Linked DNA regions of Homo sapiens: region 1 is linked to region 2. A link is an interaction called in ENCODE POLR2A ChIA-PET data of the cell type or tissue named here. Cell type or tissue: Panc1. All regions are shown on one strand. Links, peaks and the distances in the headings refer to the core of each region. The heading gives the core; the rest is flanking DNA.

Region 1 (12,028 bases), core at 2,004-10,003, 270 kb after region 2:
AAACACAAATTAAAATCACAGTGAGATACCATCTTACACCAGTCAGAATTGCTATTATCAAAAATAAAAAGCAAGAGATGTTGGCAAGGTTGAGGAGAAAAGGGAATGCTTATATACAGTTGGTGGGAATATAAATTAGTTCAGCCCCTGTGGAAAGCAGTTTGGAGATTCCTCCAAGAATCAAAAATAGAATTACCATTTGACCCAGCAATCCCATTACTAGGTATCTACCCAGAGGAAAAGAAATCATTCTACCAAAAAGACACCTGCACTCGTATATTTATCATAACACTATTCACAATACAAAAGTCATGGAATCCTCCTGGGTGTCTATCAACAGTTAAAAAGAAAATGTGGTATATATACACCATGGAATACTATGCAGCCATAAAAAAGAATGAAATCATGTCCTTTGCAGCAACATGGGTTGGGCTGGAGGCCATTATCCTAAGTGAAATAAGTAAGAAAACAGAAAATTAAATACCGCATGTCCTCACTTATAAGTGGGAGCTAAACAATGGGTACACACAGACATAAAGATGGGAACGACAGACACTGGGGACTCCAAAAGGGGAAAAACAGAGGAAAAAGGGTTGAAAAGCTGCCTACTGGGTACTATGTTCACTATTTGGTGATGGGTTCAATACAAGCCCAAACTCAGCATTATGCAATATACCCATGTAACAAACCTACCCATGTAACAAACCTGCACATGTATCCCCAAATCTAAAATTTAAAAGAAGAAAAAAATTCACATTGACATCAGAGATAGTATCTAAATTGACACATAATGAAAAAGAAATTTAAGTTTATAATTTAAAGCCATAAAAGTATTTACTAGAAACAAATTAAAATAGAAGCAATAAATTTGAAGGTTAGGATGAGAAAACAAAAGGGGGTAGTATGATTTCACAAAATTGCTCAGCTTCTCTGATGGAAACTTAACAAAAATTGCCTAAAGTTGATAAATCAAGAAGCAGAATTATATGCATATTATTTAAAGTTATAATGGTAAGCAACAGTAAGCAACAGCAAAACTTAAACAGAAATGGTTAACACTGGTTACCTCTGAGATGTGACAAGGACAGCCTCCGGCACAGACAGTAAGAAGGAAGGCTTTGACTTTTTTTTTTTTCTTTTGAGACAGAGTCTTGCTCTGTAGCCCAGGCTGGAGGGCAGTGGTGCCATCTCGGCTCACTGCAACCTCCGCCTCCCAGGTTCACGCCATTCTCCTGCCTCAGCCTCCTGAGTAGCTGGGACTACAGGAGCCTGCCACCATGCCCGGCTCATTTTTGGTATTTTTAGTAGAGACGGGGTTTCATTGTGTTAGCCAGGATGGTCTCGATCTCCTGACCTCGTGATCCACCCGCCTTGGCCTCCCAAAGTGCTGGGATTACAGGCGTGAGCCACCGCGTCCAGCCTAGACTTTTACTTTTCATTTTATATACAACTATACTAAGTTTTTTTACCATGTGTAACCATTGTTTCATAATTTTAATAGCATAAAATTATTTCCACTTTGATACAAATATACAACAAAGATCAACAGATTGCTGAAAAATCAGTTAATAGAATTCTGGTTTTGTAAGTAAGACAAGATCAAATTACATAAAACCTTTCAGAAAACAGAAAAGTCCTTTTTTAAATTTGCACCTAAATCCTAAAATAATAGGATTTACTCAGTGTTTAAGTCACTCTTAAAATGCAATTACAATAACTACACTGAGGTTGGGTGCAGTGGCTTACACTTGTAATCCCAGCACTTTGGGAGGCCAAAGCGGGTAGATGGCTTGAGCCCAGGAGTTCGAGACCAGTCTGGGCAACATGGAAAAATCCACTGTCTCTACAAGAAATGCAAGAATTAATCAGGCATGGTGGTAACATGCCTGTAGTCCCAGCTACTCAAGAGGCTGAGATGGGAGGATCATTTGAGCACAGGAAGTCCAGGCTACAGCGAGCTGTGGCTGCACCACTTTCAGCCTGGGTGACAAGAGCAAGACCCTGTCTCAAGAAAAGAAAGAGAAGAAAGAAAGAAATACAGAACGAAAAGAAAAGAAAAGAGAGAAAGGGACGGAGGGAGGGAGTTTTCCAGAAACCATGGACTTACCTTTCTGTCCAAATTTAAATATCTACAAATATCAGCAAAACACTTTGCCATGAATAGGTTTTGTTCTATAACTACAGAACAAAACAAAGTTAACTGGCCTACTTGGTAAATAAATCCATTCCCTAATCACATTCAGCTTAGTAACTGAGATCATCCATCACAAACCCTCACTGAAAAAAATGTTTTTAAATAGAAAATACACAATAGGTTTAAAGCCTCTATAAGAAGAGTGTATTTTTCCTTTAGCAAGACATATTATAGTTCAAGTTAAAGATTCTTTTTTCTTTTTTATTTTTGAGATGGAGTCTTACTCTGTGGCCCAGGCTGGAGTGCAATGGCGCGATCTCGGCTCACTGAAACCTCTGCCTCCCGGGTTCAAGCGATTCTCCTGCCTCAGACCCCTGAGTAGCTGGGACTACTCAGGGTAGGTGCGTGCCACCACGCTGGGCTAATTTTTGTATTTTTTAGTAGAGACGGGGTTTCACCATATTGGCCAGGCTGGTCTCGAACTGACCTCGTGATCCGCCCACCTCGGCCTCCCAAAGTGCTGGGATAACAGGCGTGAGCCACCACACCCCGCCAAGTTAAAGATATTTTATAAAGACCTGTTGCCGGGCGCGGTGGCTCACACCTGTAATCCCAGCACTTTGGGAGGCCGAGGCGGGCGGATCACGAGGTCAGGAGAACGAGACCATCCTGGCTAACACGGTGAAACCCCGTCGCTACTAAAAATACAAAAAAATTAGCCGGGCGTGGTGGCGAGCGTCTGTAGTCCCAGCCACTCGGGAGACTGAGGCAGTAGAATGGCGTGAACCCAGGAGGCGGAGCTTGCAGTGAGCCGAGATCGCGCCACTGCACTCCAACCTGGGCGACAGAACAAGACTTCGTCTCAAAACAAAAAAAAAAAGACACCTGTTATTTGAGGACTTTACAGGTTTTTATTTCTCTTTGATCACTCACTTCTGGATAAGAACTCAAACCCTCAATAAATAACTACTGCTGCACACTTGTATCCTGAATTACATCCTGTCTTCTCTCGTGAGACTCTCTTTTATCCTGTACAGTGCACATTCAAAACAGCTATTACAGGAAGTGTTGGACTAATCAGCTATTTGTAAATGGACAAAAATCTTTAAATAGCTTTGTCTGCTACTCCTTTATGGTTCTAGATACTACTGGTTTTAAAGAAATTGTCATGCTAGTTGTTCATCTTGTCCCTTTGTTTTAGAATCCCAAAGTACCACTAATATTATATAGTCACAACATTATAACAAGTTGATCTTTAAAAAAACACATTAGTTTTTAAACATCCAAATACTCTAATAGTTTACCACCAAGAAAATTACAAATTGTAATATATTGCTTTAAAATCTTCTATATTGTCATCTAACCCTGCACTATAGAATAATTTTTCAAAACAAATAGATGTCCCTCAGTATACCTAAAGGGTTGGTTCTGGGACCCCTGCATATACCAAAACCCACATATACTCAGGTCCTGCAGTTGGCCCTGGAGAACCCACCTATACAAAAAGTTGGCCCTCATATACGCAGGTTTCACAAATCTGCGTGTAAGTGGACCCACACAGTTCAAACTCCTGCTGTTCAACAGTCAACTGTACACAATTTATAACACCACATATGAACTTATTTGTCTAGCATATTAAGTTCAAAAATGTAGGACACTATATTTTATATACTTTAAAAAATAAAAATACTTAATTCATCAACACTGACATAGATTGCATTAAAAACCTTTCCATGGATCTACTCTTCCTATGTAAAACTCAGAGACATGCCTTTTCCATGCTCCTAAAACAGTAGCCATGAGAAAGTAGCTTAAGCCCAGGAGGCAGAGGTACAGTGAGCCAAGATCGTGCCACTGCACCCCAGCCTGGATAACACTTCTCAAAAAAAAAAAAAAAAAGTAAGTAACTTGTACTTCCTTTAACAAATGATTTATAGCTCATTTTTATGTGTTAATTATCACTGTCAGCTGGGTGCAGTGGCTGACGCTTGTAATCCCAGCACTTTGGGAGGCCGAGGTGGGCAGATCACCTGAGGTCAAGAGTTTGAGACCAGCCCGGCCAACATGATGAAACCCCGTTTCTACTAAAAAATACAAAATTAGCTAGGCATGGTGGCGCATTCCTGTAATCCCAGCTACTTGGGAGGCTGAGGCAGGAGAATCGCTTAAACCCGGGAGGCAGAGGTTGCGGTGAGCCAAGATCGTGCCATCACACAACAGCCTGGGCAAGAAGAGCGAAACTCCATCTCAAAAAAAAAAAAAAATTATTATTGTCTTAACATTTCACTTCCTTATTCTTAGCCAACCCCCCCATCTCCAGTCTTCAGATATTTCTATCTTATACATCACCATATTAGTAAACCATTCCAAGCCATTACTTCCAAAGGTAAACAGCTTCTAGGACTTTAACTTACAGACACATTAATAGGTACAAAATGCTGTGCTTACTAGGATATTCACTTCAGTGTTAGTACTAGCAAGACTGGAGACAGCCAATGATGTAAGTCAATACAATGAGATACAACAAAACTATTAAGAGAAACAAGGCATCTCTGTATATAGATATGTCATAATGTTTAAGCAATGTTTAAGATTTAAAATATGGGCCAAGCACTGTGGCTCACGCCTGTAATCCCAGCACTTTGGGAGGCTGAGGCAGATGGATCACTTGAGGTCAGGAGTTCGAGACCAGCCTGGCCAACATGGTGAACACTGTCTCTACTAAAAATACAAAAAATTAGCCAGGTATAGTGGTATATGCCTGTGGTCCCCGCTACTCAGGAGGCTGAGGCAGGAAAATTGCTTGAACCTGGGAGGTGGTGGTTGCAGTGAGCCAAGATCTTCCCACTGCACTCCAGCCTGGGTGACAGAGAAAGACTCCGTCTCAATAAATAAATTAAATAAATAAAAATAAAAATAAAAATAGGGCCAAGCATGATGGCTTATGCCTGTAACCCCAGCACTTTGGGAGGTCAAGGTAGGAGGATTACTTGAGGCCAGGAGTTCAAGACCAGACTGAGAGACATAGCAAGACCTCATCTCTACAAATAATTTAAAAAAAAAAAAAAAAGCTGGGCATGGCCCACATCTGTAGTCCCAGTTACTCAGGAGGCTGAGGTGAAACAATCGCTTGAGCCCAAGAGACAGACTTGCTTGAGCCCAGGCAGCCAAAGCTGCAGTGAGCCATGATCTAAAAATAGAAAAGTGTGCAGCACACTAGCATGTCATATTTAATGACATCTTTAAGTTAACACACATGCACATACCCCAAAAGAAAATCCTCTTAAAGGACAACCAAGAATGACTGCCCCTAAAAAAGGGAAAGAATGGCTGGGAAAGGGATGACTTACGTTACACTGGTGGTTTTTTGTTATTTTTGTTTTATTGAAACAGAGTCTCACTCTGTCACCCAGGCTGGAGTGCAGTGGTGCAATATTAGCTCACTGCAGCTTCCACCTCCCAGGTTCAAGCAATTATTGTGCCTTAGCCTCCCGAGTAGCTGGGATTACAGGTGTGTACTACCACGCCCGGCTAATTTTTTGTATTTTTAGTAGAGACGGAGTTTTCGCTGTTGGCAAGGCTGGCCTTGATCTCCTTGCCTCAAGTGATCTGCCCACCTCGGCCTCCCCAAAGAGCTGGGATTATAGGCATAAGCCACCGCGCCCAGCCACATTGTATATTTTTACGCACATATACTATTTACAAACTTTTTTTTATAATACCTTTTTTTTTTTTTAAGAGAGTCTCGTTCTGCTGCCCATGCTGAAGTGCAATGGCATCATCATAGCTCACTATAGCCTCAAACTCCTGGGCTCAAGCAATCCTCCCACCTCATCCGGCCATAAAATACTTTTTTGAAAAAGTAGTTAAATATCCTTGATTCCATTCATAAATTGATAGTTCTTCAAGTATTGGTTTGCTTTATCAAGCTATTTCAGCCTTAATATTTCTCCTGTAACTTGAAAAAAGACATAACAGTTTTCCTATTTATCCACACCCTGATTTAAACATTTTTATTGAAAGGTCACTTGATGGATCAGAGAATTATTTGTTGCTAAGCCACTCATCCAAAGACTCTAAACCTACACAGTCCAATGTGATAGCTACTAATTAGTTTCTAATCACACTAACTACATTCCAGTAATCGATACCTATGTGTGGCGTGTGGCTTGTGGCTAGCATATTGGACAGCACAGATGCTAAACATTTTCAGATCACTGCAGAAAGTTCTATTGGACATCACTGCTCTACACCAGGAGTCAACAAACTATAGCCTGCAGACTAAATTCAGCCAACTGCTTATTTGTATAAATAAAGGTCTACTGGAACACAGCCATCCTTATCCATACTGGTTTACGTATTATCTGTCGATGCTTTGGCACTACAATAGAGTTGAGTAATTGCACCAGAGACAGTAAAGCCCAAAAGGCCTAAAATATTTAGTATCTGCCAGAAAAAGTTTGCTGATCACTGCTCTAGATTATCAAATTTCATTGAAAAAGAACACATTAATTTCCCTTAGGCCTCAAAAAGTTTTTGAAGGCTTGCATTACAAAAATGACAAACCAGTTAAACATAAACAGATGTCTACTTCATTTACTAAGTGTTAAAGATACTTAATTTTTTACCATAAACCCATAAAACCAAAATTTGTCCTAAAATGTATTTAAATACTGGTATTTTCTAAGCATCTCTATAAAATAGCTAGTAAAAGCACAGAAGACAGATTACTAGTCTAGCAATTCTAAAAGAGCTGGCCTAAGAGAAAATATTTATTTCTCAAAAATATGCCTATTTTCCTTAGCAATATCTAATATCTGTTCAAAGAAATGGGGCCAGGCGTGGTGGCTCACACTTGTAATCCCGGCACTTTGGGAGGCCGAGGCAAGTGGATCATGAGGTCAGGAGATTTAGACCATCCTGGCTAACACGGGGAAACCCCATCTCTACTAAAAATACAAAAAAAAAAAAAAATTAGCCGGGCATGGTGGTGGGCGCCTGTAGTCCCAGCTACTCGGGAGGCTGAGGCAGGAGAATGGCATGAACCCAGGAGGCGCAGCTTGCAGTGAGCCGAGACTGCGCCACTGCACTCCAGCCTGGGAGACAGCGAGACTCCATCTCAAAAAAAAAAAAAAGAAATGGGCCAGGCACAGTGACTCATGTCTGTAATCCCAGCACTTTGGGAGGCTGAAGCAGAAGGATCACTGGAGCCCAGGAGTTCGAGACCAGCCTGGGCAACACAGTGAACACAGTGAGACCTCGTCTCTACAAAACAACAACAAAAATTAGCCAGCACGTGCATCTGTGGTCCTAGCTACGCAAGAGCCTGAGGCAGGAGGATCACTTGAGCCCAGGAGTTCAAGGCTACAGTCAGCTACGACTGCACGACAGCACTCCAGCCTTGGTGATAGAGTGAGACAGTCTCAAGTGAAAAAAATGAAAAAAGAAATTTATCAACTGTTTGGAAAAGCAGTACATTTCTTAGAAAAAATACATTAGAAGTATTTACATCTAACCACCTATTTCATATAACATTACTGTATTTCAGGCTTTCAAAGCAATTACTAAAAACTTCGTTTTTTAAGAAAAGTAAATAAACTTGCGTTTTTAAAGGAATTTGGTCTGCTTTTAAAATCAGTGGAGCATCTTTACCAATTAAAGGCATTTTTAATTGAATATAATTTTGTGTATTATGTGACCAACTCTGTACAAGGCACTGGACAGAATGATGATCCTTTTGCAGCTAGTAATTTATGAGGCATATTAGTATCACTTACAGTGACTTTACATATGTAAGAACAAAGGGGTAGAAACACAGCTGAGGAGTACACCGAGTGATTAAGAGAAGGCTTCAAGGAGGAAAGCTATTTGAGTTGGGTATTGAAGTATGAGTTTTACAGGTTTGTAAGGATAAGGGAAAAGGGGGAGGGAAGAATGGCACAGCAACACCATTCTAAAGTGAATGTAGAACAAAGAAAATGAGACATGAAAGGACTTAAGTACCAGAAAATACGAGTTCAATGCTACAGAAGTATATAGCTTAAATGCAACTGGAAAAAAGAAATGGTGGCAGGTATAAAGACTACAGACTTCAGGGTCTGAATGTAAATGTCTTTACATGACAAACTAAGGAATTAAAATTGGATCTAAGTCTCAAGTATGAATCATGCAAGGAGAGAAGAGAAAGAGATGAGATTGGATCTGATAGTATAAGCCATAGCAAACGTATAGCTTTCCAAAAAGAGATATGACATGATTGATTTTATAGGAAAATGACACTAGCAGCAATTTGGATCTTGGACTATAGTGAGAGACCAACCAGCTACTATCCAAATCAGAAATAATGGCCAAAAGTGTTGACAGTGAGGATGAAGAAAAAAACAGATGAAAAGCAGCAGCATGGCCAGGTAAGGTGGCTCACGCCTATAATCCCAGCACTTTGGGAGGCCGAGGCAGGTGGATCACCTGAGGTTGGGAGTTCGAGACCAGCCTAACCAACATGGAGAAACCCCATCTCTATTAAAAATACAAAATCAGCCAGGCGTGGTGGTGCATGCCTGTAATCCCAGCTACTCAGGAGGCTGAGGCAGGACAATCGCTGGAACCCAAGAGGCGGAGGTTGCAGTGAGCTGAGATCGCACAATTGCACTCCAGCCTGGGCAACAAGAGCAAACTCCATCTCAAAAAAAAAAAAGAAAAGAAAAAAGAAAAGCAGCAGCTACATGTAGTAGAATCTACAGTCCTGCACTCCCACTTTGTAAATGTCCTGTATATGTGATAATTTCCCTTTTCCATATTTTTTTTTGGTATAAATGCACTTTTGGCATGCAAAAAGGTTTATACAGTAAGTTATCAAGACTGGAGGTAAGATGGCCTTTTTTTGTTTTTCCTCCCATGGTATTAGGAAGGAAAATGCAAGAACTCTTGAGTTAGATGTGGATTACAGGCTATCTCTGCTGTGACACTATGAGCATGACAGTTAACCTCTCAAAGCTCTAGGTTTCTCATTTGTAAAAAGAGGAAATTGAACTAGATGATCTAAAACTTTGGAAAGTTCTAATCCTCTGATGATACTGACAAATCTTTAATCTTCTGTAAGTGTCCAACAAAAATGCAAATACAATAATCTAACTACAAACCGATTGTGAAAAACCCATCAAACACAGGCAAATACTATTGTACCTATTAGCTATATGCATCTACATGTACTCATTGTGAAGAATTTCATGACATACATTAAGTTATGTAGTCATCAACCACTCATTTGAAACCCTGACAAAACAAACTCTGTAAGCTGTGTCAGCCATGCAAGGCACCACGCTCGGCTAATTTTTGTATTTTTAGAAGAGACGGGGTTTCGTCTTGTTGGCCAGGCTGGTCTCCTGGTCTCAGGTGATCCACCTGCCTCGGCTTCCCAAAGTGCTGGGATTAAAGGTGTGAGCCACGGCGCCCGGCCAACAAAAGAACTTTTTAACAATATTCCTTTATCGATCAAATTTTTAAATGTTTCTAACTGGAAAAATGCAGTCTTGAAATTTGTAACCATAAATTGTCATGTGCGACTTCTTAATAATGAAGAAAATTTATTTTATGAATTCTTGCTTGTATTAAAAAGTTCAGAAATATTCTGAACTTGTTTCTCTTCAAGAGTAACATTTGGCTGGGTGTGGTGGCATGAGCCTGTAATGCCAGCACTTTGGGAAGCCAGGAGTTCAAGACCAACCTGAACAACACAGCAAGACCCTGTCTGTAAAACGAAAAAACAAAAAAAGAACAACTTTTAAACCGGATTTTTTTTTTTTTTTAAAGTAAAAGAGAGTTGGAGGTCCAGCATGATGGCTCACACTTGTAATCCCAGCATTTTGGGAGGCTGAGACAGGAAGATCACTTGAGCCCAGGAGTTCAAGACTAGCTCTGGCAACACAGCAAGACCCGGTCTCTACAAAAAATATTCAAAAGTATAAATATTAAATAAAAAGGAGAGTTGGGTCAAAAGCCTCTCTTCCTGCAAAACAAAAAGGTGAACAAATAACTTTTTTTTTTTTTTGAGACAGAGTCTCGCTCTGTCGCCCTGGCTGGAGTGCAGTGGCGGGATCTCGGCTCACTGCAAGCTCCACCTCCCGGGTTCACGCCATTGTCCTGCCTCAGCCTCCCGAGCAGCTGGGACTACAAGTACCCGCCACCATGCCCGGCTAATTCCTTTTGTATTTTTAATAGAGACGGGGTTTCACCATGTTCACCAGGATGGTCTCGATCTCCTGACCTCGTGATCCACCCGCCTCGGCCTCCCAAAGTGCTGGGATTACAGGCGTGAGCCACCGCACCCGACCCAGAGAATATTTTTAATTAAAGGTGAAAAACTCAGATGTAAATCTTGCATTTCCAGCCTCTTATAAATTTGTGATATAATTAATATTGCCTAAAGTCATACTTCAAGGGAAATAACATTTTGCTAACTGTAGTATTAAACTTTTCTAATGATATTTTATTTCTTCTAATGTTTCTTCTAAAGACCTGAACAATGTTTTGGTTATATACTACATTATATATACCAGAATCATTTATCTTTAATGTAACCTATGTGATTTCTGGCTCCCTAAAATAGCATTATGCATTTTCTGAGTTAACCAAAATAAAATCTAGAAAGAGCTAAACTGTAATCTACCATGATCGGAGTGTAAAATCCTTTACTATGCAAATCTGCCCACTGTTTAAAACAGTAAAAAAAAAAAAAAAAAAAAATTTAACATGAACCCAAAGGACACAGATGTTCTTTCAAATTGCTGGTATCAATGAACATAAAATTAATCCCACTACCAACCCACAAGAGACGTGGGTGTTTACTGTAAAGTTGCAAATCTCAACCAGATCTTTCATCCAGGAAAAAAGCCTTTATTACGGTTTTTCTTATACGTAATACAGTGATTTAAACTAATGCTTTCAGATCCTGAGAGGTTTTTTTTTTTTTTAGAAAAAAAGCATTATATTTTGAAGACACACAAACTAATCTTACTCTAGTAAAGAAGCTTTATTAATTCTAATTAACAAATTTCACTCAAAAAGGAAGTGTATTCGAATCAAGTACTTTATTAGAGGGGAAAAATATTCAAAAAGAATAGAAGCAAGAATTATCTGGTTTTTGTTGTAAGCCCATACTATTCAAATACAATTCAGAAGCAGAATTTTTAACTTCTCAAAAGTTCCCTAATAAAAGAAAGCTATTTTAACAAAAAAAACACTAAGATACATTTTTTAAAACCAAAAGTATACCACAAAGTTAGCATGAGGAGTATGGGAAAAACCCACCTCAGATTTATTAACAATGTCCAAACGGAAAACTGGATGTGCTTTCCCCAAATATAACTGATAAAATTCCCACAAGAACACTAGTATAACAGGTGGAGTGGATATTCCAAAACCAAAATATGTTAATTATAGTATCTCACATTCCATGATAAGCATTCAAGGACACCTGGTAATTAAAGGAATTATGAGAAACAACTGAGTACCTTAAGGCCTGTTCAGTTACAAAAGAAAAAAAAAATTCTGCAATAATAATAATCCTTTACACTTGGATAGCACTTTGCAATTTTCACGATACCTTATGACAAAACACTTTATAATAGAGTTGTTTTATGAAGTTAGTGCATACGCACACAACGTACTTTAGTCCTAGAGTTCATATACCAACCACATCAAATTATAACAGCACGCACAAAGATAAGCGGCACTTCAAATTTTACTAATGTCATTGTGGCTGATCATCACTTTATTCAGAAATGGTCCGTTACAATCCTCTTCCGTAGAGTTTGACTCTCTTTAAAGTCTATGCTGGACAGGGCATCTTCCTGGGTCCCTAGCTTTGGGGGAGGGTAATTCCTGCCAGGAAGCTGG
Region 2 (12,028 bases), core at 1,364-9,363:
TGGCCCATGCCCAGGAATGACCAGGGCAGTTTGGAGGTTAAAGGCAAGACGAAGTTGGTCAGGTCAGATCTCTTTCACTGTCATAATTTTCTCACCATTATAAGTTTTGCAAAGGCAGTTTCTAACAAGCTTGCAGTGCTTCCCTGGTGTCACCTTGTAAGAATTCCCAAGTTCATCAGGTGTGGTGGCTCACGCCTGTAATCCCAGCACTTTTGGAGGCTGAGGTGGGAGGATCGCTTGAACCCAGGAGTTTGAGACAAGCTTGGGCAACATGGCGAAACCCCATCTCTACTAAAAATACAAAAATTACCTGGGTGTGGTGGTGCATTCCTGTCACCTGAGCTACTTGGGAAGCTGATGTGGGAGGGTCACCTGAGCCTGGGGAGCTAGAGGCTGCAGTGAGCTGTGAGCTGTGATTGTGACACTGCACTTCAGCCTGGATGGCAGAGTGAGTCCTTGTCTAAAAAAACAAAAAAAATTCCCAAGTCCTAGAAACTGGTTTAGAGGTGGCCCAGCCCATGGTGTGATGGATGGGTAAATGAAGGGGCTCATGTTCGTTAGGCAGGATTTGAATGTCTAAGATCTCAGGGAGATATAACCAGCCCCTGTGTCTTCTTAGTGAGGTATAAGAAGCTGTCTTTTCCAGAAATCACAGGTTAGACTATTCCCCCATATGTAAATCAATACAAGTTGATGATCTGAAAGAACAGAAATTGATTAAAAGGAGGCAGACTGCAGGCAAATAAAATCCCAGGAAAACCTGGTATAACATGTAACTTGATGGTGTTACCATTGTCTTATATAGTAGGAATTGCTATGGCAGCACACAGCACAAGAGTGCTGAAAAACATTTTGGCTGGTTCCTTTTGCAGGCTAGGGAGTGTTTTCACTCATGTGCAATATGTCCCTGAGCCCTGCTGATCTTGCTTGCTTGGGACCATGAGGATAATGAGCAATGGCAGTGTCCTCAGAGCACGTTCCAGGATGAGGGGATTGGAAAGCACTATCTTCTGAATTCCTAATAGAGGAAAGCAAACCAACGATGTTCAGGGCTCGAGAATAGAGAGCAATAACTACGTCTATATCTAATTCTGCCCATGCCATCTAGCCACAAACCATCAACACTTTGCACCTATAGAAGCTTCCTCTAGAGTGTCTTCTGTGAATACCTGTGTAGAGTTGGCCCAGAAGGATTCTGGCCTGGGACTAAATTCAGCCATCTATTCTGAGAGACCAAAGTCTGAATTCAAAACCAAAAACCAGAAACTGAAGAAAGGAAGAAAAAAACAACAACCCTTAGTCTCCTGAGAAACCTAGGGAAAGGGAGGAGGTGCATACAAATACCCAGGGCCACACCGAGAGAGGACTTAACTGGCCTGAGAAAAAATGTGCCATTGTAAGTGGAGAAGAAAACAGCTATTGTCTAACACTTAAATAAAAAATACTCTATAAACAGCTAACAGCTGTTTTTCAGCCTTTGCTTTTTAGAGCAAAAGCCAATAAAAGAGAAGACATGTGCTTTCAAATGTGGTTTTTGTTCAGAGCCCAGATTTTCTACAACTAATTTACAACCCAGAAGTAGACCCTGTTTCAGATAGTTTTGTTTTGAAGAATAGAGAAAACTACAAAGTTCAGTAGAATGCCACAGGCCCAGATGGAGGTTGAGCCAGACAGACTTTGCTGTACCAAGGAAAGACTTTGCTGACTTGATGGACAAGTCAGCGGTGATTTTAGTGTTAAAAGACAGAAACCAGAACTCTCAAACCCCACCTCAATAAGTGGACAATGAAAGGAAAAAACAGCAACTTTGCATGCAAAAGTAGGAAACAAGGTGCATCTCTCTGAGATGCTGTTGCTTGATTGATTTCAGCACCCTAGCTACCATGATCATCAAAGGAGTAAATAATACAGTCCTTACATTGTCCACATGTAAAAGCCACCTGATAAGACTATGAGGACTTTAATGGGCATCCATATTGTAAATAAGGAAATTATAGGGGACTCTCAAAAGGGATATTTGTATACAAAATTACTAGCTAAATTCTGCAATTATGAAGCCAGAAGGATAACAGTGAGGCAAGGCCCTTGTTATAAACAGAGACACAGAGATGATCCCATACTTATTCCCTCCTAGTGCCTCTGTTCATGCTGTTTCCTCCACCCTGAGTACCAGCTTCAGGCCCTTAAAGGAAATCCTACACTTACTCTGGGTATCAGTTCTTCACCCATCTCTACCTTTGTATTACATGTGAGGACATTTAGATGATACAGCTGTAGATATAGACATAGATAGACAGATGCAGACAGAGAAAGAGAGATAGAGCTTTGAAATGTGCTCTAGTTCTTTCCTATGTCTATGTCTTATTGTTTCTAAAATTTTGAAGTGTGGGCTACACCTACTTGTGCCTGTCTAATTCTTGCAGTTGTGTTCATATGCCTTGAACATTACGAACACACACCATCCATTCTCACTATTCTGACAAAACTGATCCTTTGAAGGCCTCCTGCTATAATTCTACTACATTCTGGATACAACATGTTTTTTAATGCGCAGCTGGGCTTGCAGCAATGGCAAACAAACTCTCCAAGCAAAGAAACAATGGCAGTGAGCTGAAATCCAGGAAAGAGCTAAAAGGTAAGTGTGGGACAAAATCTGACACTAAGCCCCAAGCCCATTACAAGGTGCAAAAGTCAACTTCAGGTCTCCCACTGTAAACCATGACCCCTGAAGGAGGCTCAACCAGTCCTCTGGGCCATGGAAGAAGCAAGTGACAACCTCTTCTGGAGTACATAACTTCAACTTAGGACCCCAAGACTCCCAGTGATCAAGCACAATGTGTTCAGGATCAAAGACCACCACCAAACAGCAAGAGAATAAGCCAGCATATGGAAAAGAAAGCAAAAATAATAAACAATAAATTTACACTCCCAAGACTTTGGTATTAGAATTATTAAATGCAAAATAGTGCATTTTAAATGCAAAATCATGCATACCAAGTGTTGTATAGGAAATATTTAAAGAAATCCAAGATGAGATCATAAATGTATGGAAGTAACCCAGATACTATGAAATATGACCAGGCAGATTTGAAAAAGAGCCAAGTAAAACATTTATAAATGAAAAATATAGTTGTTGACATTAAAAACTCAATGACCAAATTAAACAGTATATAAGAAACAACTGAAAAGAGAATTATTTAACTAATATATCTGAAGAAATTACCTGGAATATAACACAAAGAGACAGGAAGATAGAACATCAAAGAGGGGTCAAGACATAGAGGATAGAATAAGATTTAATATAATAGGAGTGGCAGAAAAGACTAGAGAAAATAGATGAAAAACCAATATTAAAAAAGATAATAAAAGAGAATTTCCAGAACTGATAAGAGATGAGTTCCCAGATATAGAAAGTTAAACTACCCTTGCAAAAATTACAACAGTGAGAAAGTTATGACAGTGAAAGAGATCTGACCTAACTGACTCCATCCTGCGTTTAACCTCCAACCTGCCCCTCTTCCTTCCTGGGCATAGGCTGAACTAACTTTGGGAGGAATTTAGTTTATAGTTTGAAACAAAGACGATAACAGCCCCTCCCTGAAACAAACCTCCTCCTTGTGTGGGGACCAAACTGCCTCTGTAAAACTAACAGATTAACCACAAGATTAGAAATTATGGCTTAGGAGTTATACAGCCAGAGGGCACCAGATTCCTAACCTTCTAATTGCTTTTGTGAATAACATCTAAGATTGGTGTTTGGAATATTTTTCAGACTCTGCACTCTGATGGATCCAGTGGCGCCACCCAGACCAGTAAACTGGCTCCTCTGGTCTTGTGGCCACCATCCAGGAGCTGACTCAGAGCAAGAGGACAGCCTGGACTCCCTGTGATTTCATCCTCAACCCAACCAATCAGCACTCCCCATTCCCTAGCCCCCTGCCTGCAAGACTGTGTTTCAGGGAGGCTAATGTGAGTAATAATAAAGCTTCAGTCTTCCATTTAGCCTGCTCTATGTGTATTAAACTCTTCCATTCAGCCAACTCTGCACGAATTAAACTCTTTCTCCATTGCAGTTCTCCTGTCTTGATAAATTGGCTCTATCTGGGCAGCAGGCAAGAAGAACTTACTGGGCAGTTACAGATGCACACCATATACCATGCAAGATAAAGCTTTTAAAATCCACACCCAGTCTGCAAAAGATAGTAATAAAATTGCAGAATGCTAAACTCAGAAAGATCTTAAAGCAGAAAAATGACAGATCATCTACAAAAATTATTAGCAACATACCTTTATACAGCAACAGAAACTAGACAATTGTGGAACAATATCTTCAAAGTGATAAGCGAAAATAAATGAGAATTGCATGTGCAGCAAAACTACTTTAAAAAAAAAATAGGGGAATAGATGGCCAGGCACGGTGGTGCTCGCCTGTAATCCCAGCACTATGGGAGTCTGAGGCAGGTGGATCATTTGAGGTAAGGAGTTCGATACCAGCCTGGCCAACTTGGTGAAACACCATCTCTACTAAAAATATACAAATTCACCAGGTGTGGTGGGCACCTGTAATCCCAGCTACTCAGGAGGCTGAGGCAGGAGAATCGCTTGAACCTGGGAGGTGGAGGTTGCACTGAGCCAAGATCACGCCATTGCACTCCAGCCTAGGCTACAGAGGGAGTCTCCGTCTCAAAAATAATAATAATAAATAGGGGAAAAGGTATACAAACTTATTTAGTGTGTACACATGGGAACCTTCAGAATGAAGACCCAACTTCTCAATGTGGTACAGCAGCTTACCTGCTATCTTGAGGTTACAGAAAGAATGGGGGCTTGAATCCGGATAGAATGGGTTATGGGAATGGGGAGGAGAATAATTGTATTGAGGGGCAATAAATGATCACCAGGGAAAATGGTTGGATCAGGGAGCAGAAATTAACTTGTAAGTAGTTCTTGGAATGTAAATGATCCTTAGAGACAGTCATTATCTCAAAAAGGTTCCGTTCAGGTGTGGTTACATTCTTGGTCTTCTTTCCTGTAATGGATAATGAGATAACGGAGGAGAACAAGAGCAATTGTTCTCCTCGGTGGATCATTCCTATCTTTATGTAGGTGGGAAAAGCCTCTTCTAGTGCTTGTTGATCTCTAAGGGTGTTGAATTCAACATACTCACTATACCAGGGAGCCATATTTTGGGGTGAAATATTTCAGTCATCACTTTGAAACTTAAAAAAATTCACATATTAAAAGACAAGCAGATAGCTTTGGAGAAATTTGTTTTAGAGCTTGTTAGAGATAGACAAAGAAATGGAAAGACAAATTGGAAGGAACAGAAAAGAGCAAATTTAAATATATCATCCTCGTATCTTCTTTAGTCAGTCTCTTAGTCCTGAGAATAGATCAGTTAAACAGCTGTGTCTCATTCTAGGAGGTGGCATTGCAGACAGGGTGGGCCACTATATATGATGCAGGCAAACAGATCTTTAATAGGAGGCATTTCTACAGAAACAGAAGGAAAGCAAAGGTGAATGTCCTGGAGCAGTTGATAGACTAGTTTTTCTAGAGTCTCTCAAGCATCTTCAGGTTGCAGTAGCAACCTGACAGATTTTTCTGGATTGTGGCTCGAATCGGGTGTTCAAGTGAACTTTCTGAGAAGTCCATACATCATCAGGCAGGCACAAAAGTTGTATATATATATATATTAATTACATATGTTGCTATTGTTTCTCCCGAAGTTTAAGTTGCTAGCTTCAGTTTATAGAGCTTTAAGAAAAGCACAGTTTTAATTTCTAGTGATTCCAAGTCAGAAAAATGGAAGAAAATTTTGAAAACAGTTGTTTGGAGACTCAGCAAAATTACTTTTAAGAATAAGTGTGAAATAAAGAATTTCCAGGTAAACATTATGTATGAACAAGAAAATGAACAATACAGGGGGTGCTATGCTTAAGCTTCTTTCTGGGCTTTATACCAGGAACACTTTTATGTGAAAAAGAAAAAGATTTAAGTATGAGATTAACATTTACTCCACTGAGTGACAAAGAAGGTTTTTTCATGTTCTCTGACTCTCTGGGAATTCAGGAAACAATTGAGTTATTGGTGGTTTAAAATGTCAGAGAGCAGTAATCACTTGCACAATGTGCTTCCCACTCTCAATTACTTCAGGCATTGTCTGATTTTGAGGCTATTCTTGAGAACTAAAATGTTTTTCTAGTGTATATTGTGTAGTTTCCACGTGCTCAGTATGACTAATGCATTAGTCACAGGTTACACTATGAGAGACTGAAGAAAAGACAGTCTTGATCTCTAGAACGACCTTGCTTCCCAAGTCTAAATTCCTCCTCTCCAACCAATGATTCCCCTCTGCCTCCACCTCTGAGACTGGTTCTTTTCCTGGCAGGAGATACTTACTGAGCAGGTATTTGCCAATTCTTGAAGCCTTTAGTTCAGTAAGAAATCTCCACCCTCCTTCTTATGCAGACATTCTCTCTGGATTCCTCACCCCTTTTCTGGTAATCTCTTGTCTATCGGTGGGAAAATATGTGAGCCCAACTGTTAGAGAATCGAGAAAGGAAGAAACAAGAGAAAAAATTAGGTGGGGTTGATGCAACTTGAACAAAAATATTTTGATCTGTGCTTTTTGTAATATGGAAAAGCATGAACCAACCCATGTATCCCACAATCAGGAACTAGCTTAGCAAATTTGAGCACGTGAAGAAAATGGAATATTATATTGCCTTGCCTGATGACAAATGCAAGGACTATGTGACCAGTGGCTACTTGGGGACTATAGGGCTATCAAACTGCTTACGTAAGCTAAAGTCAACTCATAAACTTAGAGTGCAGACTCAATTATGCACGCAGGTTACAAATACGGAAAAATCAGACAGATAGCCAAGAACTGAAAGAGAATATAGAATCTTCTAACTTAGTAAATTAATAGTGAAAGTGTTTTCATATTGTTTTTGTTGCTTCCATGTTTCTTGCAGTGTTTTTCATGTAAAGGGAGTTACATTTTTATTTTAAATGGTGGGCTGAAAAAATATGGTGAATGTACTAAACTCTGAACAGGAGACAAATCAGTAATTTCTACAAGAAAATTAACTATAACAAATTAGTAACAGGGGATTGAAGTGATGAAAGACTGGCTAGTAACCGGTAAAGAGAGCTCTAAAGAATATAGGAATAGCTGATACAGACAGCAGCTATCTCCCCTAGGACTGAGATAGAGCATTCAAGGAAGAGCTGAGATCCAGGCCTCATGGAAGAGGGTCTGGCCAGGGCTTTCAGGATGGGGGAAAAGTTCATGAGGGGCCTCACTGCTGAGGCTGTCCAGAAACCTGTCTCTGGAGTGCTTAGGAAGGCACCCACTGCAAAGCTGCCCAAGCGGGTGCCAGGGAAGCCATCCAAGGGGCGGTACCCCATTTTGTGCACCCTACTGCAAAGCTTCCTGAGGGGGATCTGGCAGAGGTCATTCACAGGGAGGTGCCCAGGGAAGCTGTCTGCAGGAAGGCATCTCAGGCTGCTGGCCACCTGGGGCTGCAGAGAAAGCTGTCCAGGCTGCAAGAGCCTGAGAAAGCAAGCCCCCTGGAACTAGGAAGAGCAGCCATTTTCTCTCACAATGTCCCTCCAGGACTTCCTGCTGACAAAGCCTAACCCTCATCATTCTCGAAGAGCGAGTAATGAAGGGTGAATTTGGAGCTGAGAGGCAACCAATTGATAATTGTCACAGTGAATTAAGCTGCTGGTGGAGCTTGGGCCATACATATGTTCATTCCAGGCTCAGAGCCCTGGATTTTCCTATCAGAAAGCCAAGCTCATGCAGAAAGCCTGAGCTAGTGATCAGACAGCCCAGCAAGCTGGTTCTTAACTTTCCTTGTGTGCAATATCTTATGAAAGCTCGCTGGCTTTCCATATGAGTCATTAGTATCATGTGCCAGGCCCTAAAATATATATACTTTACATATAATATATATGTTTATATATATTCTTTTTTAAAAATATCAACTGTTATTTTAGATACAGGGGGTACACATGCCAGTTTGTTACATGGGCACATTGCACCTAGTTTGTGAGCATAGTGCCTAATAGGTAGTTTTTCAACCCACATCCTGCTTCTTCCCTCCTCCCTCTAGTAGTCCACAGTGTCTGTTGTCCGCATGTTTATGACCATGTGTGCTCAATGTTTAGCTCCCACTTATAAGTGAGGACACGGGTATTTGTTTTTCTGTTCCAGCATTAATTCATTTAGGATTATGGCCTCCAGCTCCATCCACATTGCTGCAAAGGACATGTTTCATTCTTTTTTATGGCAGTATAGTATTCCACGGTGTATATGCACCACACTTTCTTTATCCAGTCCACTGCTGATGGGCACCTACATTGTTTCCATGTCTTTGCTACTGTGAAGAGTGCTGTGATGAACATACAGGTGCATGTGTCTTTTTGGTATAATGATCTGTTTTCCTTTGGGTAGATACCCAATAATGGGATCGCTGGGTCAAATGGTAGCTCTGTTTTAAGTTCTTTGAGAAATCTCCAAACTGCTTTCCACAGTGGCTGAACTAGTTTACATTCTCATCAACACTGTATAAGCACTCTCTTTTCTCCACAGCCTCACCAGCATCTGTTGTTTTTTACTGTTTCATAGAAGCCATTCTGACTGGTGTGAGATGGTATTTCACTGTGGTTTTGATTTGCATTTCTCTGATGATCAGTGATGATGAACTTTTTTCATATATTTGTTGGCTGCTTGTATGTCTTCTTTTGAGAAGTATCTGTTCATGTCCTTTGCCCATTTTTAATGGAGTTATTTGGTTTTTGCTTGTTGATTTAAGTTCTTTATAGATTCTGGATATTAGACCTTTGTCACATGCATAGTTTGAGAATATTTTGCAACCCATTCTGTAGGCTGTCTGTTTTACTCTGTTGATGGTTTCTTTTGCTGTGCAGAAGCTCTTTCATTTCATTAGGTCCCACTTGCCAATTTTTGTTTTTTGTTGCAATTGCTTTTAAGGGCTTAGCCAAAAATTATTTGTCAAGGTCAATGTTGAGAAGGGTATTTCCTAGGTTTTCTTCTAGGATTTTTATAACTTGAGGTCTTATATTTAAATCTTTAATCCATCTTGAGAAAACTTTTGTATACGGTGAAAGGTAAGGGTCTAGTTTTATTCTTCTGCATATGGCTAGCCAGCTATCCCAGCATCATTTATTGAATAGAAAGTCCTTTTTTTTTTTTTTTGGTCAGCCTTGTTGATCAGATGGTTGTAGGCACACAGCTTTGTTTCTGAGCTTTCTATTCTGTTCCATTGGTCTATGTGTCTGTTTTTGTGCTGGTATCATGCTGTTTTGGTTACTGTAGCCTTATAGTATAGTTTGAACTCAGGTAGAGTGATGCCTCTGGCTTTGTTCTTTTTACTTAGGATTGCTTTGGCTATTTGGTTCCATATGAATTTTAGAATAGTTTTTTCTAATTCTGTGAAGAATAACATGGTAATACGATAGGAATAGCTTTGAATCTGTAAATTGCTTTGGGCAGTAGGGGTATTTTAATGATACTGATTCTTCCAACCCATTTGCATGGAATGTTTTTCCATTTATTGGTGTCATCTCTGAGTTCTTTCAGCAGTGTTTTGTAGTTCTCCTTGTAGAGATCTTTACCTCCTTGGTTAGCTGTATTCCTAGGTATTTCATTTTGTTCATGGCTATTGTAAATAGGACTGTGTTTTTTATTTGACTCTCAGTCTAGATATTTTTAGTGTATAGAAATACTACTGATTTTTGTACATTAATTTTGTATCCTGAAATCATACTAGAATCATTGATCAGTTCTAGTAGCCTCTTGGCAGAGTCTTCAGGGTTTTCTAAGTATAGAATCATACAGTCAGTGAAGAGAGGTAGTTTGACTTGCTTTCCTATTTGGATGACTTTTATTTCTTTCTCTTGCCTTATTGCACTGGCTAGGTCTTTCTATATATATATTCTTATCTTCCCCAAGGCAGACTGAACCAAATGGGTCTTTCCATTCTTGTGATTTCAAACATGCTATATAACAGTACAAATATGCCTTTCAGGTATTAATATACTATGTTAAGGAAAATAATGAATAAAGAACACTGTAAAAATATTTAGTGTCTGCATAAATGCACATGTCATGGTTTTAAAGTTTCTGTCCCATACTCTTTGACAATGGAGTGATCAAGCACGTGGGCCCTCAGCTACTTACTGTGTGACCTTGGGCAAACTATGTACCCTTCTGTTCCTCAATTTCCTCGTCTGTAAAGTGGATATAATAATAACATTTACTTCACAGGATTGTTGGGAGGTTTAAATGAAGTAATATATGTAAAGCTGTTAGGACAGGGCCTAGAGAGAGTAAGCACTCCACATGTTAGGTATTTGTATTAATATTTGAGAATGTCAATACGCAGACCCTTCTGTGCCCAGACCCCTCTCGAGTCCCCTACAATCTCTGCCAGTCTCCTTCCTTAGAATGTTCACCTTCCTCACAAACTGTGTGGCTTCTAAACATTGTGTGCCTCCTAAGGGGCACCTGGGCATGGTGCCACCACCAAGCCATGCTGATAGCCCATCACTGGCCACGCAGGACACAGGCCCACTCTTCTATCATCAATGCTGAACAGAAAGGCTGAAAGCCAAAACAAGTAAACTGGCCTCCACACAACCGATCCAAACAGCCTGGGGCCTGGCAGTGCCAGGGGAAGAGCTTGAAAGGAAAAACAACCAAAAACAACACACAAGCTTATCTTTGTCATGGCTGACCCAGCTCACAGCCAGGCACGGAAACAGAGTGGCTTTATAAGAAAATGCCTTTCTTTCCACGCAGTAATTGAATCCAGTTGTGGCTTGAGGTTATACATTAGTGGGGTTTTAAAAAGGTTTGTCTCTTAGACAATTCTGCTCCAGCTGAGCAATCTTATATTTCTGTTAAATTCCTGTGAAGCAGCGTGCTAAATCATCCATCATATCATATAATCCTTTGGGATCTGACTCTCACACTCACCCAACAGATAAGCCAGGAATCCTTTAGGCTCTTTAAAAGCTAAACCTCTTGAGTGGAGTCCAGGACAACCCCTCTGGATACAGAATTCTGCTTTGCAGTAAATAGCATTTGGGGCAGTTCTAGGGCCGCTGAATTTTCAGAAGGCTTCAGGTTGACTTTAGCACCATTCCTCTTCAAGAGGGCTCTCTCTCCTTGTCCAATCAATACTCTTCTGGCGACCCCCTAAGGGGGAAGAGCTCAGCGGTGGCTAGGACAGGATGTTTCAGAGTCAGATTGGGTTGCATCTTGTCCCATGGCTATCACTGCCGGCTGACAGCACACTTCACTGCTAATGAAATGAAACAGTCCCTCTTCTAGCAACTGCCACCCACATCAGGACAGCAAGTCTTACACCACCAGTTGGAGTCCTGCCCTGGAGCCCTCAGGGGCACAGATTCAAAGGCCGTCGCCAGAAGCTCTTCACTAAAGCAGGCTTTTTACGAAGTTTTAATGACTTTGGTCATCCTGCAATGATAAAAAGATCCACATGGGCACTAGAGTGGGATATGGGTTGAATTAAGAAGAGTGAAGTGTCTTTTGTAGACATGAGTACGCACTCTGTGCACTGGACTCTGGTTGTGTGAAAGCTACAAAGAGTGTGCAGTCTCTCCTGTCCTCGGCACCTTATGTGCCTCTGTCCTCCAGCTTCTCCCTGGTTTCAAAACACTTTCACTCAGGGTGCTGGGCGGAAAGGAAATGGCACATATAGACACTTGGGAGAGTTTAGTAAAGACGCTATTTGCAAAGGTGTGAGCAGGGTATGGGGTTGGGGGCTGGGGGGAGGGCTCCACCCCTGGCCTGAGGGTGAAGGGAACAGGCACTAGATCCAGAGACAGCAGAGTGGGAACTAACAGGAATCGTGACACAGCCGACAGGGTGACCCCACAGCGAGGTGCAGGGGAATCCAGCCCCTGCAGCTTCAACCTCTGCTCTCCTGGGGGGGGCTCCCTAGCCACAGCCCACCAGAAGCCAGAG

Evidence for each region. Peaks named below come from ENCODE experiments on the same cell type or tissue, not always from the same donor. Only the 100,000 strongest peaks of a DNase experiment are listed, where the experiment ranks them.
Region 1: POLR2A ChIA-PET joins it to region 2 with 5 read pairs; 7 of 35 experiments call an interaction of 5 or more read pairs at or near these places.

What each region holds. Positions count from the first base shown.
Region 1 is chr6:110,801,958-110,813,985 of GRCh38, forward strand. The region is part of intron 1 of CDK19 (cyclin dependent kinase 19); the gene reads right to left. Among named protein-coding and RNA genes, the nearest start is that of CDK19, 7.5 kb to the right of the region's middle. In Panc1, for the core only: no CTCF peak of the experiment used is centred there; no DNase peak of the experiment used is centred there.
Region 2 is chr6:110,531,174-110,543,201 of GRCh38, forward strand. LOC105377940 (a long non-coding RNA gene) reads right to left here. Exons shown (of 7, transcript XR_007059703.1): 5 at 11,015-11,518; 6 at 6,403-6,543. Among named protein-coding and RNA genes, the nearest start is that of SLC22A16, 61 kb to the left of the region's middle. In Panc1, for the core only: a CTCF peak has its summit at 3,701; a DNase peak (open chromatin) is centred at 6,178; H3K27ac peaks cover 1,082 bases.